Regions from separate parts of the Homo sapiens genome. Here region 1 is linked to region 2. The links are chromatin loops, found by intact Hi-C in ENCODE. Cell type or tissue: endothelial cell of umbilical vein. All regions are shown on one strand. Each heading gives the region's core, and the rest is flanking DNA. Links, peaks and the distances in the headings are about the cores only. Region 1 has its middle 88 kb from the start of FOXI2. Region 2 has its middle 39 kb from the start of CLRN3.

Region 1 (10,022 bases), core at 1,310-9,309, 200 kb before region 2:
TACAGCAGCACAAACAGACCAGACACGACACTCTCTCATTGAATAATCCACATCAATTTATTTTAACCACAACTTGTATCTTCAGGCTTTACTCTGTGTACCTTGAAAAATGTGGTGGTCCCAGGAGATATTCTAGGTATATCTAAAGGGATCATTGTTTTTCTTGGTGAGGCTATTGGGAAATAGACATTTTTACATATTGCTAATGGAAGTACAAAATTGTGGAAAGCCTATTAAGTACATTAGGCAATATCTAACAAAATTATATACACATTTACCTGTGTCTCAACAATCCCTCTTGTAGGAATCTACCTTGAAGAGATATGTCTACAAATGCAAAACATCCTATACCTAAAGTTATTCATCATGGCATTCTTTGTAATAGCTACAGATGTAAGACAACACAGAGGTTCCTCAGCAAGATGCTGGTTGAAAACCTCCCAGTATACCCATCCAAAGAAGTATTATATAGCTGTAGAAATGAATGAGAAAGTCACCTATACAGTTGGCCTTCTAGATCTGGATCTGTATCCATAGATAAAACCAACCATGGATTAAAAAAAACTGTATATATATATATATATATAGTTTTAAATTACATCCATTCTGAACACTTACAGACCTTTTCTTATAATTATTCTCTAAACTATACAGCATAACAACTACTTACATAGCACTTACATTAGGCATTGTAAGTAATCATGGAAGAAAGTGTATAGGTTATATGCGAATACTAAGCTGTTTTATATCACAGACTTGAGCACCCACAGACTTTGGTGTCCATGTGAGGTCCTGGAACTAATTCTCCATAGATATTGAGGGATGACTATATACTTATATCTAATAATCACCAGGATATATTTTTAAGTGATAAAAGCAAGATGCAGAACAGTGTATGTATGGTGCTAAAGTTGTAAAAGAAAGGTGGGGAAATAGGAAGCCATAACTGCAAAAAGAAACACTTTCAGAAGGAAAACGCAGAGGCTAATAAAAATAATCCCTGTATGAGAAATAGTGGAAGTCATGGGGAAGCGAGACTTCTTTAAGAGCATATAATTGGGCTTCTGAGCTGTCAATATTAAAAAACTGAAATTAAATCAATAGACAAAATCAAACCTTAAAATTGGAAATAAATGGAATCAAATAAACCCGGCATTGTATTAAAAGAGTAAAATAACCACACAGATATGACTTCAATTGACTTTTGAACTCAACACATGCGCTGTACACATTAGTGGGACATATTCTAGAGTCAAAATGCCATTCTCCACTAAAGAGAAACCAGAGTTACTCTCAGAAAAAGATAATTTCATTCCAGGCCTGGGACAGGAAAAGTACCTCTCACTCTGTCAGAAAAACTATCAATCAAACATTTAAAGTAAGGGAGCATGCTAAAAGGATACAGAAAAGGACTAAAAAGAAAATTTGAAACATCATTCTATTTATGGAGGAATCAAAAGGAAAATATACTTAGGAATAAATTTAAGAAAATATATGCAAAACCTTTTCATTGAAAACTACAAAACATTGCTGGGAGAAATTAAAGAAGACCTAAAGAAATGGAGAGATAAACCTAGTTCAGCTAGGGAGATTTACTATTATTAAGATGTTACTTCTCTAGGACATAGTTTATAGAGTCAGTGTCATCCCTATCGAAATTCCAGCAGACCTGTTTTTTTTTAAATTTTTTTGAGAAAAAGCTGTTTATAAAATTTATATGGAAATGAGCTAGAATTACCAAAGCAATTTTTAAAAGAATAACAAAGTTGGAAAGTTAAAGTACATGATAGGGTACTTACTATAAAGTTACAGTTGTAAGAACAGTTTGACATTGGCAAAGGGATAGACACACAGATCAATGGAAACCAATAGGGCCAGACGCAAACCCTCACCTGTGTGGTCTGTAGATTCCTGACAGTTACCAAGGCAATTTTGGGGGGAAAGGAAAATCTTTTCAGCAAATGGTGCTGTAACTATGGGATATCCGTATAGAAAAAAAATGAGCATCAACTCTACTCAGACCGCTTATGAAACTGAACTTGAAATGAGTCAGAGATTTAAATATAAAATCTAAAACTTCTAGAAGAAAACACAGGGGGAGTTTTGTGGCCTTGGTTTAGGAAAATATTTCTTAGCTAGGTCACAAAAATTTAGAAATAAAGAAAATAAAGAAAAATGTTACAAATTGACCATTATCAAATTTAAAAATTTTTAGTATCTAAGACATTTCTAAGAAAACAACAAGTCAAATCATATAATGGGAGAAAATATTACTTACTGAATACTATATATATATATATATAGAGAGAGAGAGAGCGCAGTAAAGAAAAAGAGAATACAACTCTTTTGACAGATAGACATATATATACACATTATAAAATATACATTATATATAATGTTACACATATTACATATATACATATATATATCTGTTAAATACAAGTATTTAAAATATATTCAGAACTCTTAAAATTTAACAATAAAGACATAAATAAATCCTAAATAAAATGAGCAAAAGCTTTGAGCACATATTTTACCAAAGAAGATAAGGACTTGAAAAGAAGCTTGGTAGGAATAGTCATCAGGGAAATGAGATGCCAGTACACACCTGTAGCATCGCTAAAATTCAAAACACTGAAAACCAAGTGCTGGAAAGGATGTGTAGCAACTGGAATGTCATATATTGCTGGTGGGAATATATATTTGTATAGCCACTTTGGAAAACTGTTGGGCTGTTTCCTAAAAAGTTAAACAAACTCTATAACATAACCATTTTGAACGTAGGTATTTACCCAAGAGAAGTGAAAACATATATCCACATAAAACTTGTACACAAGTGTTCCTAGAAGATTTATTCGTAATAGGCAAAAAGTGGAAAGCACCCAAGTACCCATCCATGGACAAATGGATGAACCAACTGTGACATATCTATACAATGTAATACCACAGAGCAATAAAAAGGAATAAACCATTGTTACATGGAACAATATGGTGAATCTCAAAAGCATTACATGCAGCGAAAGAAACCAGACACAAAAGAATATTACTATATTACTCAATGTATAAAAAGTTCAAGAAAAATCAAACAAATCCATGCTACAGAAACGAGATCAGTGGTTGCCTGGGGGCAGAGGAGGGAGGAGAAATGGATTTCAAAGGAACAGAAGGAAAAGTTTGCTCCTGATGGAAATATTCTATATCTTGATTATGGCAGTGGCTTTATAGGTAGATACATCTGCTAAATCTCATCACATTGTGCACTTACAATGGATGCATTTTATCATACATGTATTACACCTCAATAAAACTGAGAGAAAATAATGGCACAAGAATCAGCCTCAAGGAACTCCCACTGGCCAAATTTGAGATAATATAAGCATAAAAAATGATTCAGTTGGTAGTAAAACATGGACTATATATACATATTTTAAACTGAACCATAATCTGACTAGGCCTCTAGCCCTAACCATACCTTTTCAGGGAATACAATGGACACAGGAAATATTAAACTATGAAATGGGGATGCAGTCATCACAATCTAGACTGAGGGAAGGTCTGCAGGGCAAATGATTCTGTTTCTTCAACAAATAAGTTGCATAGAAGAGAGAGAGAGACTTATGAATTAAGAGATTTATCAATGAACTGCTATCTATGGTCCCTCCACAAATCTTGATTCAAACAAAAAACTTTAAAATAATTATGAACCAATTAATAAATTCAAACTTTGGATATTTGATATTAAGGAATTATTATTAATTTTTAAAAGATGATAATGGTACTGTGGTCATATATTTTAAGGAGATAGTTTAGTTTTTAGTGACACATGCTGGCATTTTTATGGATACAAGGATATGTTTAGGATTCGTTTCAGAAGGCTCCATGGGGGACGTGGGTGGTTGAAACAAGTCTTGGCTGAAAGCTATCCATATCTTAATGCACCTGCTCCTCACAACACACTGGTGAGGTGGACCTGATGGGTGTACTCATCTTACAGATGACAAGCTAAGAGAAGTTAGGGAACTTGCCCAAGGTCACCCAAAGCCCACAGTGATTTCCAAGCCCATGCTGTGGGAATTCTGCCAGCTGTTGGGTGTCTCAGTCTCAATTATGTATTCTTGAACTGGAGACACGAGCACAGGATGGGTTTGAGGACCCAATGGGTCCCCTTTGAGACAAATCTGAGCTAAAACTCCATCAATCACCTGCCCTCCATGAGCCCCTACTCTGACTGGTGGGCCACAGTGACTTTTTGGATCTCCTGGAATTAATGTCAGTTCAGAACCCGTGTCCGGCAGCCTCTGATAAACCTGTCTATTTCCTCTTCCCCAATGCACAGCTACCCTGGTAAAAGGCCAAAGTTGAACAGTATCAGTTTTTGGCAGTGTACCTGGGTCCTTCCTCCAAGGGACACAGCCTCCTTTTTATTCAAGGGGTTTTGGGTCTGTAAACTGGCTCAAGTCTGGGGATTAATTGAGGGGCCATGACTCTGTTTTTTATGATTTGAATTAGACGTTTATTCACTTGACCTAGAACTTTTCTGTTTATACAGATCAAGTAGGAATTTAGTAGGCTTCCTATATCTATTTCATTTAGGATCACCATGGTGGATCAATTTGCCAATGCCAAAGGTCTGCTCTAGTCAGACTGCTGTATTCTGACTGCTGCTGGAATGCTGCTATCCCCTATAGTCACTACGCCCACCTGCCTTTTGGGGTTGAGTGCTCCTGCCACCCAGGATCCAATTACTCCCTTGTGTGAGTTTCCCAGCTCAGTGACTGCAGTTTCTGCTGTGAGGTCTGGCCTGCAGAGAAGAGCGATCACAGAGCTCTGCAAAGATGCCAGGGCTCCCCTCACAAATTTATTTCTTATACTTGTGGTGAGAGGTGTGTTTTCTGGATCCTCCCGGTGTGAATAGAACTTAAGTGACAAGTCCATGCTAGTATTCCAGTCTCTCTAAGCCTTTGAATTCCTTCCTCCACACTAACTCAAGACAGCTCCTGCACTTCTAACTCACTCACTGTGGGCCGGTTCTGGTCCACACTTCAGCCAACCAAGCAAACAAACTTTTAGAGCCTCTTCTACTTCCCTGAACTGCAACATGAAATGCAGAATCTGTGTTCAGTAACCTCATGTCAATAAATTTGGATCAACTTCATCCTCCTTCCACATCTGTGCAGCACTGTCCCTTACCTTCTTTGCTTAGGCAGCTGGTGGGAAAGTCAGGAAAGAAGCAAACACCGCTCTATAGAACAGTGGGGCCAAGGAAAGGAAGCCAACTCCTTCTCAAACTGCATCTGCACTGGATTATTCTAAAAAATGAGGAACTGGTTTGGAGAGGGATGCACCCGCTCATAGGTGAGTTTGTGTGCTGCGCAGGCAGCTGGACTGCTGCAACACTGCAAAGGAATACAGCCGGGAGAATCTATGTCCTCTTCTGACTACAGGAGTTGGTGCTCCGTTCCCCTTCCTCTTCCTCAATAGATCTGGGAACAGTGAGAAAATCCACAAGCTGACCATTCAGTAGGGGGCAGCCTTGAGACAGAAAACAAGCCAGAGCTCCCTACTCAGCCCTGCGGGTTTGGGAAGGGTTCCCTTGGAGGGGAGAAGGGAGGCTCACACCTGAATTACCAGGAGGCCACCCCGATACCCTTCTAGAAGCTTCCTGTCTCCAGCATATTAGATAGTAAGTCCCTCAAGGACAGCAACCATGGTTGCTAGCAGATAATTAATAAAAGTATACTAAATGAATGGGCTCCATTTAGCACCATTAAAATAAGGGGACACTTATATTTTCTTCTGCTGGTGAGGGTGAGGTGCCATGAGCATACTCATGCATTGTTTTAATTTTAAATGTTCATACTCCTTGACTCTATAATTCTACTTGAAATTTAGCCCAAAGTAACAATTCTAAATATGGATGAGGGGGAGAGAGGAAGAGAACCTGTGTCCATAAAGATATACAATACAGCATTATTCATAATTTAGAAAAACTAAAAATAATTTATAGGCTGAGCAGTGTGGGGAGAATTGAATAATTTTTTTTTTTTTTGAGACAGGGTCTCACTCTGTCGCCTAGGCTCACTCTGTCGCCCAGGAGTGCGGTGGCGCGATCTCGGCTCACTGTAACCTCTGCCTCCCGGCTTCAAGTGATTCTCCCATCTCAGCCTCCCAAGTATCTGGGACTACAGGCGTGCACCACCCCACCTGGCTAATTTTTGTGTTTTTAGGAGAGACAGGGTTTCACCATGTTGGCCAGGCTGGTCTTGAACTCCTGGTCTTAAGTGATCCACCCACCTTGGCCTCCCAAAGTACTGGGATTATAGGTGTGAGCCACCGCAGCCGGCCTGAATAAACTCTTATGCAATCCTGAAAACTTATAATTAAGAGTGTGTGTGTTTGTTTGATTGTTGGTTTGTTTTAATCTAGGCAACAAGGGAAAGAAGTGAGAGAAATATTCCAAAGTTGGGTTAGGTCTTTTGTTAGGGTCATATGACTTTGGGTGGTTTTCAGTATTTTCAATTTTTAATTAAATATGCTTATATTACTTTTATTTTGAAAAATATGTAGTATGTTTAGGAAAGGAGAGAGGGAGAGAGAGAATAGAAAACTGACCTATATCAAACCAAAACCCATCATTTTCTCTGATATTTTAGAAATTTATAGGACACAGCGTCAAGTGAGACAAGTACGACCCAAGTGGATTGACTGCACTTCACATTTTTAGAAGCTTTTGTTTTATATAACCTTTCTTTGGGGCATGGGAATGCTCACCTTGTCAAAAAATGTCCCACTTTTTTTTTTCAGGCTGTTCTATTCATTCCATGCTAAATTGCTTGCTGTATTAAATGCTTAAGGGACTATATTTTAGTACCACTTAAAGAGTGTTAAATAATCCTCATATTTATTTCCTTTCCTTACTGAATGCCTTTAAAAAAGTGTTTGAAATATGAGGTTGGGGAGTTTATGCATAAAAATAATTATAATAACACTTAGAAGCTCTTATTCTAGAAGCAAAAGCAGCCCTTAGCAGGCTCCTGAGATACCTGAGTTCGGAACCTGTTGTTTTCTTCCTCGGGATGTTAGCACGCTGGGAATCACTGGTGTGGGATGCTGTCAAATGCACACCCCATTGAGGCTTTAGGACCTGGAGGATGTGCTTTATCTTCATGATGGGAATGTCCCATGTTACATGACTGGGTATGACTGTTGTGGAGCTGGTTCTAACAATCTAATCCAATGTGCTCATATGGAATGTTTGGTCTGCTCGTTTTGTTAAGAATAATTGTTTTCACTGAAACAATGTATCACTTACAAACATACAAAATAAGCAATTTGAAATTTACTAAATACAATTTATTTTATGGTCAACTGACAGGTTTAAAGTACCATGAACTGTCTACTGTTTATCTGAATTTTTTAAAACTAGATGATAAACTCAAAAATATTTGAGAAAAATGGAGACATTTAAAAGGATATTTTTGGTTGTTTTTAAGCTTTTACCAAAAATCAGTCTCTCTCTTTCTCTCTCTCTGTGTGCATTATATAATACATTACAGCCTAATAAATGAACCCTGTGAAAAATATACTTCTCTAGATATAAATCTACCTTACAGTAGATAGAAACGTTACTTTCAAATGTAAACCCTGGAAATAAATAACTCTGAATCACAGAGACAGAATACTTACAAAACCTTTACATGAAATATGCACATATGAGGGAATATCCATTTTACACCAGTTGTAAACACTGATCTCTGATTCTTCTTTTGGTAACCTGAAAATATGGCTATTGTTTAAAACTGCAGCTTTGAATCTCAATTTTGTTTAGGGGCAAGTACATAGAACATGGCAAAATATATTATAATGGATACTAAGTTTGCACATCAAGTCATAAACTCTGGCATCTTATATTTGAAGCTAAATCTGCCCTTTTTTCATACATTATTTGGTTGTTGTTTACATACAGTTTTTAAAAAAAATATTGTATTAGTCGGTTCTCAGGCTGCTAATAGACACATACTTCGGTTTTTTATAAACTGGGTAATTTATAAAGGAAAGAGGTTTAATGGACTCACAGTTCCACATGCCTGGGGAGGCCTCACAATCATGGCTGAAGAGCAAGGGATTCTTACGTAGTGGGAGGCAAGAGAGAATGAGAGCCAAGTGAAGGGAAACCCCTTATAAAACCATCAGATCTCGTGAGACTTATTCACTACCAAGAGAACAGTATGGGGGAACTGCCCCCATGATTCAATTATCTCCTGTGGGGTTCCTCCCACAACACTTGGGAATTATGGGAGCTCCAATTCAAGATGAGATTTGGTTGGGGACACAGTCAAACCATATCAAAGATTTTAAGACCAAAGGATTCAAGTGGCCATGGCTAACATCATCTAGTTAATTGCTTCCAATATTTACAAAGGACCACGTGGGCCCCTTTGCTGCATGCTGGGGTGAGGAAGGGATGCAGTGTGAGTGAGATGTGAGATACAGTTTCAGCTTTCTGGATTCAGCACCTCTCATCTCCTTTCTGTCTGACTTTTACTATTCACTTAGCACATGTTTTCTGAGCTCTTGCATGGATCACACCCTGTTGTCACATTGGAGTCATAAAAGTGAGTGAAACAACAATGCCACCCTCTGTTTCTTAGCTTTTGTTAATTGAGTCTACCTGTGCTCACTTGCAGAGTTTCAGTTTTGTAAGATGAAAAAATTCTGGAAATCTATTATACAACAATGGGAATATACTTAACACTATTGAATTATACACTCAAAAATAGTTAAGATGGTCAGTTTTATGTTATGTGGGGTTTGTTTAACCACAATTTAAAAAATACTAGAAAAATATTGAATTAAAAAATATATATTTATTCTTTTGACACCCCCCCTAATTTAAATGCTGGAGTCTAATTTTTCTCTCCTTGAATGTGGACCAAACTTCATGCCTCACATTTACTAAGTAGAATGTGGTGGAAGTGATACTATGTAATTTTCAAGGATAGGTCATTGTGAATATGCCTTCTGCCTGGCTTTCTTGCTCTTAGATCCCTTGTTCTGAGGGAAGACAGAGGCCATGCTGTGAAGGCACTCAGCAGCCCTGTGGAGAGGCCCATGGGGAAAGGACTGAGGCCTCCCACCAACAGCCAGCACCAGATTGCTGCCCATGGGAGCACACCTCCTCCAGCCCTGGTCAGGCCGTCAGATGACTGCGGTCCCAGCCAACCTCTAACTGAATCACATGGAAGATCCCAAGTCAGAAGAGTCCACAGATTCACTCCTGGATTCCTTACTCATAGAAGTCATAAGCCATTGAGTTTTGAGGTGGCTTTTTACGCAGCAGCACATAGTCTACATCAGGCAGGGGAAAGTGCAAGTTGCTTGCAGGGGAAAATCAGGGCCATTGTCATTGACTGGGCCTAGAGTTCAAGTCCTTTTTCTGACACCTGCCATCCTCATTCCCATTTCAAACTTTACAATTCCCCTTTGAAAAATGAGCAGATTGCCATCTATTTTTGTCTTGAACTCCTGGCCTTAAGAGATTCTCCCACCTTGGCCACCCAAAGTGCTGGGATTACAGGCATGAGCCACTGCACCTTGCCATTTATTTTGTAAAGTTGATGTTAACGTTAAACAGAATGGTGAATGTCAAGTACAGAGTGCATAGTAGGAGCTCAGCAAATGGTAGCTTTTATTATTTGAGTTCATAGGACACATCAAAGATGGGAGATCATATTTGTCTCATCCCAAAGTTAGTGTAGTTCTTTTATAGTCTAATGTAGTCCAATGTAGTCTAAACCCAGATCTCTTCTTCAGTTAGTGGAGCCCAAGAATATTAAAGCTAGAAGGGATCCTGGAGCTCGATCTGTCCAATGCCTTCATTTAGCAAATGTCTACACTAAGACCTGGGCTGGTTACAACAGTTTACCCAACATTCACACCAGGCCAGGCAAGACTAAGACCTGGATGGCTGACTTGTAGCCTAGTGCACTGTGCATTGCATACTGATGACGTCAAAGGCCTCG
Region 2 (10,022 bases), core at 1,000-8,999:
AACATGGTGAAACCCCGTCTCTACTAAAAATACAAAAAATTAGCCGGGCGCGGTGGCGGGCGCCTGTAGTCCCAGCTACTCGGGAGTCTGAGGCAGGAGAATGGCGTGAACCCGGGAGGCGGAGCTTGCAGGGAGCCGAGATCGCGCCACCGCACTCCAGCCTGGGCGACAGAGAGAGACTCAGTCTCAAAAAAAAAAAATTATAATAATAAATAAATAAAAAATAAAAAAAGCAGTCCCCTGTTACCTGGGGAATGGACCGGGGCTTATAGATGCCAAAGAACTCTCCAGGGTCCACAGCCAGCGCACCAGCAATCTGCTCTCACCCACCACTCGCTTGCTCAACAGACATTTGTGGCTGCCAATGGGCCGGGGGCTGTTTGGGGGTATATTCAGCTCTGGGCCTGCCCTCAGGGCACTTAGATTTTAGAGAAAGAGGGTGCGGACAGAGACTGGACAAACCAAAACATAAAGTGCCTGGCATACATTGAAAAGGGGGCCATGGGATAGAGAGCAGCTGGGGAGGCACGGACAAGGGGCATGAGGAGGGTCCCTGGCAGGCAAGGAGGAAGGCCCTGGGGGAGACCGAGGGGGGAGCAAAGTCCCTGAAGGGACAAGCCCTCGCGCCCCTTCCCAGGGCCAGCACAGGGACCTTCAGGTTACACCCTATGCAGAAGATGGTGAAAAATACATCAACTCTTCCCATTCCCATTCCCATTCCCACGGGCAACTTGACAGTACAAGCTTCTGCCATGCCACAATATTGGCTCCTTTCTGGTAGTTGGTACGGAATTAACCCCCTTGTGTTAATTCAGATAGATCAAAAATGCACATTTAACAAAATGAAGGACACCAAAAAAAAAAAAAAAAGAATCTGCCTTCTTTCTTAGAGTTCTGTTTGAAAGAACGATCATCTTACTGAGAGAATCTGAGAGCTGGAAATGTATGGAAAATCTCTATTGAAAAAGGACTGAAATGGAACCTGTGAGGAATAATTGTTCAAGAAGAAATGTGAGCTTTTCCCTCCGGCCATGGATGTTTCTGAATTGGCCCTGCAAAAAGGCCATCCGTCAGAGCCGGCTAGGTGAAATGAATCCTTCCCAAGCTGCGGTAATCCCATCAAAGGGGAAGAAGGTGGGAAGGAACGAGGCGAATCCTTCCCCTTAGAGGTTAGGGAAGGAAGTCCTTTGCTCAGAATACAAACAAGTTTCCAGTGTAAGAAGGATTAAGCACGACTCTATTAACCTAATGCCTGCGCTGAGCACCAGCAGCTGCCCCACTCAGTACCAGAAAGCCTGGCAAAGCCTTTGGGAATATTTTGTTTGGGGAGATTTCCAGCTTCATGAGATTCTTCCTGATTGCTTTCTTTTAAAAAATGAATTAATTACAAAATGAGAAGTGCATGTAGTCTTGACTCCATCCACCCTCCAGAGGGGCCGAATGGAGGTTCCCCCTGGAGCCCGTGACAATCAATATCTAATCAAAACTCGTTATAAGAATAAATTAGCAAGCAACTCCTAAGCGCTTCCTGTTAGCTGGTGGTGGTTGTTCTTTTCTTTAAAGTTCAATAAAACAATTAACTTTTACATCTCAATCTAAAAGCCCCACTGCCAGGGAGCTTGTTTTTCAAAGGCGATGAACTGAGTGGGAACTCACTAGATGGAGAGAGAAATGAATCCCTCCCACCAGGGCAAAGCTGACAGCCAGAGGCAGGGCTGCTGCCGCCTTGCAAGACACACCTGGGCCTGCGCGCAGATGGCTTCGTTGGCCTGCGAATGCTTCAGATGAGGCAGACCTAAGGTCCCATTTTGGATACTGTTCATAAGGACACAGAAGAAAGAAGTTTGTATAAATGTCACTCTCTGAGACAGGTGAAGAGAACATTCAAAACCCAGGACAAGCACCAGACCAGGCGTTCAGCTCATGCGTTGTTTTTCAAGTTAATTACAAATGTGGTCCATAAACCCCCACTGCTGACTTGGGGGCCACTTCCTTTCCTTTTCTGGCCACAAGACAACAGTGGGACTTGGCTAGGAGGAGGGACCAGCCTCCCCTGGGTGGGAGGTCACTTGTCTCAGGGTGGGGGGCCCATAGTGAAAGACCAAGAGGGACAGCCAGGGCCTCCAGAGCGGCCACCCCAGGCAGCACCCCATGGGCTGCGACTAGCAGTGAAGCTCGGGTCCAACCGTGGAGAAGGAGGGAGAGGCAGGGTGCCAGGAAGGCCACCTGGGCAAAGTGCTGGGCGGCTCGGGCCAGAGGAGGCCAAGGCAGAGGGATGGGTCTGGGCCCGAGAGGTCAGGTGAGGTGGAGCTGGCACTGCCTGGGGAGAGGCTGTGACTGGGAGGCCCCTGGAGCCTTGTGCAGGAGCAGCGTCTGCGGGAAGGGCAGCTGAAAGCAGGAGCACATCGGGTGCCACCCAGTGGGGTGGAACAGCAGAGAAGAAGGCAGGTGCCCCAGGCAACTCCTTGATGTGTTTGCCTTGAGGAGGGGCCCAGAGGATGCTTCATGGGGACAAGAGGTGCCAGTAGAGGGGAGAGGCTGTGGTTTTAGGGAAGAGGACAAGAGGAGGGAGGTCAGAGAGATTGGGGTTGGCCTGGAGTTCTAGGGACCGCTCGTCTTTTCAAGACTTTTCTGACTAGACCTTCTGGAGAACTTTTTATAATTTCCACTTAGAGTTTTTCCAGAGGAGGAACAAGAGGCTTTGATGGGGACATCCAAGAACTGGTGTGACCTGGGGGATGGCGCTGTGCCTGGCAGAAGCTGTGCCCCAGGGGAAGGAGGCAGGCCCTAGTCCCCAGACTCCCCTCTTCTGCAGCTAGAAGGAGGATGGCAGGGCCAGGCAGGACACAGAGAAGAGCCAGCAGGGCCCATCCCCTCTAGGTGAGCGGGATCTCCGGGCCCCCAGGAAATGGGAGCATCCAAAGCAGCATTGACCACAAGGGGCAGGGAGGAGAGGCTGGAAAGGAGGTCTGTGCATAACGCCTCCGATTCCTGGTAGAACCTCACAACAGCTCGTTGACGGCGGGTCGGTGAGCATTTAAAGAGCAGCAGATTCTCATTCAGAGGCAGTGTGGTTCCATGGAAAGCAAAGCATTTCAGTGATGCGTGCTTAATTCAATCAGCTTACTTTACGCAAAAAGGATCCAGTGCCAGGAGTCCCCGGCCTGTCATGAAGGGTGGGGACAACGGTGTCCAAGAGCCACAAATAAAATGCCAAGGGAATGCTGTGACGGGGGCCCTGGAGGGCTTTGTGGAGGAGGTTGAAAGATTCTCAGAGCCTTCAACAATGCTCTGTGGAAGAATTTGGGAGGTTACATTGAAATGGTAGGTGGGCGAGGCTGGGGGAAAAAGGGAAGATTTCCAACACTTTGGATCTACAAGGACACAACAGGTTTTGTTTTTTTAAATGGCTGTGGCTAAAATCAGCTTCCTGGTAGCATCATAAATGGGGATGGAAACCCTCATAAGCCTGGTGTCAGTGGTGGTGGCACCTTGGTGAGCAGGTGACCAAATGGCCTGAGTGGTGACGTTAATCTACCTGTTCACTGGCTGTTGCCAAAGCGAGGCCTATTGGGACAGGTTTGCATTTCTTCTTGGCTTCTAAGACCAGGTTATGACAGACATCCTACAATGCAGGAGGAGCTGGACAGGAGGACAACATCACACCTGGCCCTGCCATCCTCCATCTCCAGAAGCCATGGTCCAGCAGGGAGATGCACGACTCATGGTCTTCCACGCTGAGTGGAAAAGCCATGGCAACGCGGGCACTGCCAGGGGTTTCAGGGTGCTCTGCATCTGTTTCTTAAATAAGACTGTCTTGTTAATCCTGAACATTCCAGCTGCTTTTGTCACAGTGTCCCCGGACAAGAGGGAGCCTGAGAGAGACTTAGAGATCAGGAGAAGCAAACCGGCCCACAAGTGTGATGGATGCTGTGTCAGAGTGTCTAGGATCCAGGAGCCCCGCTCTCCCCTTAGAGACGGATGCAGTTCCGTGCACACAGGCCCTCTTTCCTGTGTAGGGGAGGGGCATGCTGTCTGCACATGGCATGCTCCCTCCTGCCCAGGGAAGCCAACTGCCATATTAGCAAAGATGGTTTGAAAATGAACAAGAATCCCAACTTAAAATATATATATATATGCAGTCATTCCTTGGTATCCGAGGGGGATTGGTTCCAAGACCCCCATGGTAACAAAATCTGCAGATGCTCAAGTCCCTGATATAAAATAGTGTCGTATTTGCATAGAACTTACACAATCCTCTTGTGTACTTTAAATCATCTCTAGATTACTTATATATATCTAATACAATGCAAATGCCAAGTAAATGGTTGTTATACTGTCTTTTTAGAATTGGTATTATTTTTCATTGTTGTATTGTGATTTTTATTGTTTTTTAAAGTATTTTTTATCCTGGCAGGGTGCAGTGGCTTACGCCTATAATCCCAGCATTTTGGGAGGCTGGGTCACTAGACCCTAGGAGTTGGAGACTAGCCTGGGAGACAAAGTAAGACCCCATCTCTACAAAAAAAAAAAAAAAACGCTGGATGTGGGGTCGGGCACCAGTGACCTCAGCTACACGGGAGGCTGAGTCAGGAGGATTGCATGACCCAGAGGTCTAGGATGCAGTAAGCCGTGATCACACCACTGCACTCCAGCCTGGGTGACAGAACAAAACCCGTCAAAAAAAACAAAAAACAAAAAAAAACAAAGAAACATAAAACTGTTTTTTAATCCGAAGTTGGCTGAATCCATGGAACCCACAGGTGTGTAGAAGGACATCTCCCACAATGTTAAGTCATCACTTACCAGTGTCAGCTTCCTGATGTGGCTAAGTTTAGACACACACGCGGGCTCGCACGAAAGATCCTAATGTCGAATAAATTGGGGGGAAAAATCAGTTCAGCTAGATGGACAGATTCCTGGAAGTCTTAGTGTGCACACATGTGCTGTGCCTGTGCAGGAGGGCAGTGGGGAAGGCAGAGCCCCGTGTGAAGGGACATCTTTGACAACAAGAGCATTTCCAAAACCACCGGGGAAGTATGCATGTGCAGCAGGTGGGTTTCAGTTCCCTCCAGCGTCTCACATGCTGGAACGGTCTCTCCATCAGCTCTGACCCAGGCCCAGAGGCCTGACACTCCTGCTGAGTGCTCAGGTCCTGGTGGCACAAGCCTTCCCCAGTCCTGCAGCCTTCGGGAAGCGGCGGTGCCCAGGGCGCAGAGCTCTGGCGTTGCACTCATGGGCTTATGCTGCCCTCTAGTGCTGTGCTCTTGAAATAGCTGTGTGGCTTTGCCACTTAAAGCTGATGCGGAATCTAGGGCCTCGTGGGCCCTCTAAAGAAACTGCCTCATTGCATCAAAATCAATGCCCTGCTCTTCTAACAGACGCTCTCTAATGCCCTGTAATGAAACCCATACAGATGATCACCTATCTATGCTCCAAATCGCAAAAGATAAACATAATGTCTTAACTTTAATATAAAGTGGAAGTATAAGAACTTAAAGAAAAGTAGCTTTTATAGCATGGAACTTGTCTTGCAATGAGCTTGACCTACACTCACCAGAAGCAATTTCTTAAATACCCACTCAGAGGTGACACTGCTTCCGCTGAGAAACGCTCGTGGAAGGTCGGGCTGGCCAGCCTTGCTGTAAAGGGCCAGGTGGTGCATACGCATGGCTTTGTGGGCCATAAGCTCCCAGCCACACCTACACAGCCCTGTCATTGTGACGCAAAGGCAGCTGCAGACAGCAGCAAGTGAATGGGCATGGCCACATTCCAACAAAACATCATTTGCAAAAAGAGGCAGTTGGCTAGATTTGGCCCAGAGGTTAATGATTTGTGGATCCCTGGTCTAGAGCATCCCCTTCGGTTTACAGATTGGGAAACTGAGGCTCAGCGTAGAGGAGGGGATAGTGGTCACGACTAGGAAATTAGACCCTGAGCCAAGTCCACTGGCTCCAGCCCATCCATCCCAGCTCTTTGGCCGGAGCTCTGCGGGCTGTGACTCAGGTGGTCTCTCCTCAGGTGTACGGGGGAGGTTTGGTGACCCCAGGGATGATCCCAGGGAAAGGAAGGTCTGTGTTGGGCTTTCTCTGACAACGGCAGTTCCCTCCCATGCCCCCCGTCCTCCCCAGCTCTGATTCATTCATTCACTCAGGTCTCCACTGAGTACCAACCTGTGTCTGCCCACCCTGCAGTCATTCCTCCTGGCCAAGCAGCCTGTGCTGATCACAGCTCCCAACCCCTAGAAAATGAAAATAAAGATATGCAAATTACATCATTAGATTCAACAGGCAGACACTCGGTCAAATGGCTCTAAAAGTGTCTTGGCTCTCAGTTCCTCTTCTTGCTGCATGGTGGGATAGCAGATCCCGTGATGGGCTCCAGCACTAGCTCCAGGGCGGCCAGGCTGGCTCGTGGCCTCATGGAGGTGGGGACCAGGCAAGCTGGGGCTTGGTAAGGCTCCTGGCAACCCAGGGCCCATGGGGTGGCCGAAAGGGCTGTGCTTGTGTGTGTCCTTGTCCTCAAAGTCACTCACTGTAGCATCCCCTTGTCCCCACAGGCCCCTCTTCCCCGCAGGAACTCTCAGGATGGGCCGCCCCTGCACCACTGGGCTGAGAGGACCAGAGCCCAGGAACTGTCTGTGGTTCCAGGGTTGGGGAAGCTTCCAGTCATATGGGAGCTCATAAGGCCAGGACCCATCTCTTCAGCTAGGCTAGGAGGCCAGTCTGGTCCCAACCTCCTGGCTCCTTACACTGTCCTCATCCTGGGGGCCCAGGCTAACAACCGGAGTCAGATCCTGGAAGGAGGGTGTCTACTGGGGGTCTAGAGGCATGGAGATGGCTCCTGCAGGGGCTGGAGCTGGCTGAGGTCAAGGGTTCCCTCGGGGCCAGGGAACAAGCACCTTCTACTAGCCTCTTGGGGACCTGGAAATAGCAGACCAGGGCCCACAGACCTGGGCACTTGTCTGGCCCCCTGGATTTAGCCCCATGGTAAGTTGGGGAGGCTGAGGATTCACTTTTGTATCCTATTGCTGATGGAGCCTGTCAGACAGACACAGCAGGGATCTGTGATGGCCGCGCTCCAGAAACCCAGGAGCAGGTCTCGGGGCTCTTTGAGAGGCCCTGTGGTGAAGCCAGGCTGGGATCATGAATCAGCCGGGACAGGCAGGGAGGATCTGGGATTCTGGAGCAGGAGTAGTGGCCTAGAACAGGAGGGGGCCCAGCAAGCCCAGGTCCAGGCCCCACATTTGACAGAAGGAAGCAACGCTGCCCCCCAGGGGAGCGGCCTCCAGAATTTCAGGAAGCGTCAGTGTGTTTGTCTGCTTGGGCTGCCTTAGCAAAGGTCACAACCTGGGAGGCTCCAAGCAACAAAAGTTTACTTTGTCACAGTCACGAAGACCAGAAGTCCCAATCCAAGGCATCCGCAGGGCCATGCTCCCTCCGAAGCCTCTGGGGGTGAAGTCTTCCTTCCCCCTCGGGCCAAGCCCCGGTGCTGCTTGGCTGGAGGGGCATCGCTGCACTCTGCCTCGTCTTCACACACCTCTTCCTCCCAATGTCTGTCTTCACTCAGCACTCTCCTCTATATGCGTCTTCATGTCCAAATCTCCTTCCTCTTATGCAGACACCATCACATTGAATTGGGGGTCCACCCTACTCCAATATGATCCCATCTTAACTCGACTAATTATATCTGCAATGACCCTGTTTCCAAATAGGGTCACATTGACAGGTGCCAGGGATTGGGGCTTCACCATTCCCTTCTAGGGGATGTCATTCAGCCCACACCAGCACAGCACTCCCCAGGTTCCCCTGAGTGGGGCAGGCGTTCCCCGGCCTCAGGCTCATCTGTGGAACACAGGCCCTGGGACACACCAGCTAACTCAAGAGTCTCTTCCTGGACAAATATACAAGGGTAGGCCGGGCATGGTGGCTCATGCCTGTAATCCCAGCACTTTGGGAGGCTGAGGCGGGCAGATTGCCTGAACTCAGGAGTTCGAGACCAGCCGGGGCAACACAGCAAAACCCCATCTCTACAAAAAATACAAAAGTTAGCCAGGCATGGTGGTGCGCGCCTGTAGACCCAGCCACTTGAGGGGCTGAGGCAGGAGGATGACTTGAGCCCAAGAGGTTGAGGCTGCAGTGAGCTGACATGGTGCCACTGCATTTCAGCCTGAGTGACAGAGCAAGGCCCTGTCTACAAGAGTTCTCTAAAACCTACTAATTCTCACTGTTATGGGCAGGCTTCCAAAAAGAAGCAAGTCAACATCTGTTCATAGGTAACATGGCACTGAAGGCAAAGGCCATCTCTCATTCACCTTTGTGTCTCCCATGGTGCCTTGCAGATGCTGGTGGGCCAGTGGCTCACCCCAGAGGCCCTGCAGGTGCTTTTTAAAGGAGTAGTGCCCAGGGTGGGAGTAGTCTGAGACTCCCCATGGATGGGCTTCTAGAGTAATCTATCTGTTTACTCATCCCTGTTTCTGAGGCAAATGTTTCTCCCTCAACGAAGGTTCTTTTTCTACCATGATGGACTTTCTGAAATGCAAAGCCTCTTCATACCTCTGGTTTTCATCCTTTGTCGACAAAAGAGGTAAAATTTTCAAGACTTGTTGGAAAACTTGTGCCATTTGCAGATGAAGGAGGTGAGAATTAGTTGAGTTCTTAAGAAATCTAGATTTCTGCTCAAGCTCTTCAGAATAGTAATTCTTTACCTTTTAAACAAGATTTATAAAATTACTTTAGAACTGTAAAAATGTTTCTGAGAAAACACCAGAGGTGTTTTTAGATTTCTGTGTGTAATACATTCACCATTAATGTTATTCACAATGTTCTTTTTGGCACAGTATTCTCAGATTAATGCGATTATTTGTGAGGTTTAGCCACAGAACCTTGTTGGAAAACTAGACAGAGGATGAAAAAAGGGCTTCATAACACAAAGGTGAGACAACAGCATCCAGCCACAGTTGGCTGGAGTCAGTCTGGCTTTTAGACCTTGGGTGGCTCAATTTTTTATTTTCCTGGACCTTGGTTTGCTCATCTGTCCAATGGACATAGCAGCAGTACAGCCTTACAGGGCTCATATGGTGGTTAAATGAGAAACACAAGAAAGACACTTAGTGGCGTATGGAACAGCATTCTAACCACAGACTTCAAGGTCAAAATCCAGGATAGTGAAGGCCTTGGCAAGGGTGGAAGGGGATGGAACCAAGAAGGGGTAGGAACTCGACTTCCACGTATTCGGTAATCTTGATTTCCTTTTTCTCCCTCTCTCTTTTTTTTTTGAAATGGAGTCTCACTCTACTGACCAGGCTGGAGTGCAATGGCATGATCTTGGCTCACTGCAACCTCTGCTCCTGGGTTCAAGTGATTCTCCTGCCTCAGCCTCCCAAGGAGCTGGGACTACAGGCGTGCACCACCACGCTTGGCCAATTTTTGTATTTTTAGTAGAGGCGGGGTTTCGCCATGTTGGCCAGGCTGGTCTCAAACTCCTGACCTTGGGTGATCGACCCACTTCAGCCTCCCAAAGTGCTGGGATTACAGGCATGAGCCACTGCACCTGGCCAGACTTCTTTTATGTAAAAAAATAAAATAAATAAGAGGAGATGGTTAAAAATACAAATACAAATAAATAAGAGGAGATGGTAAAAATGCAAAATTACATCTGTAATCCCAGCACTTTGGGAGGCTGAGGTGGGCAGATCATCTGAGCCCAGGAGCTGAAGACTGGCCTGGGCAACATGGTGAAACCTCATCTCTACAAAAAATAGAAAAATTCTCTGGGTATGGTGGCACACGCCTGTAGTCTCAGCTACTCAGGAGGATGAGGTAGGAGGATCACTTTAGCCCAGGAGGTTGAGGCTGCAGTAAGTCAAGATTGCACCACTGCACTTCAGCCTGGACAACACAACAACAACAAAACAAATTTCAGTTAGACCGGAAGCTAAGTTCAGGAGCTCCACTGTGCTACATGGTGACTGTAGTTAATAACAATGTATTATATTCTTAAAAACTGCTGAGAGAGTACAT

Evidence for each region. Peaks named below come from ENCODE experiments on the same cell type or tissue, not always from the same donor. Only the 100,000 strongest peaks of a DNase experiment are listed, where the experiment ranks them.
Region 1: a loop joins it to region 2, with 17 times the contacts of the local background. A loop is called at or near these places in 5 of 110 quality-filtered maps.

What each region holds. Positions count from the first base shown.
Region 1 is chr10:127,644,339-127,654,360 of GRCh38, forward strand. No RefSeq gene overlaps it. Among named protein-coding and RNA genes, the nearest start is that of FOXI2, 88 kb to the right of the region's middle. In endothelial cell of umbilical vein, for the core only: a CTCF peak has its summit at 5,553 (motif pointing right); no DNase peak of the experiment used is centred there.
Region 2 is chr10:127,848,921-127,858,942 of GRCh38, forward strand. No RefSeq gene overlaps it. Among named protein-coding and RNA genes, the nearest start is that of CLRN3, 39 kb to the right of the region's middle. RefSeq lists a silencer at 5,170-5,249. In endothelial cell of umbilical vein, for the core only: a CTCF peak has its summit at 5,279 (motif pointing left); a DNase peak (open chromatin) is centred at 5,241.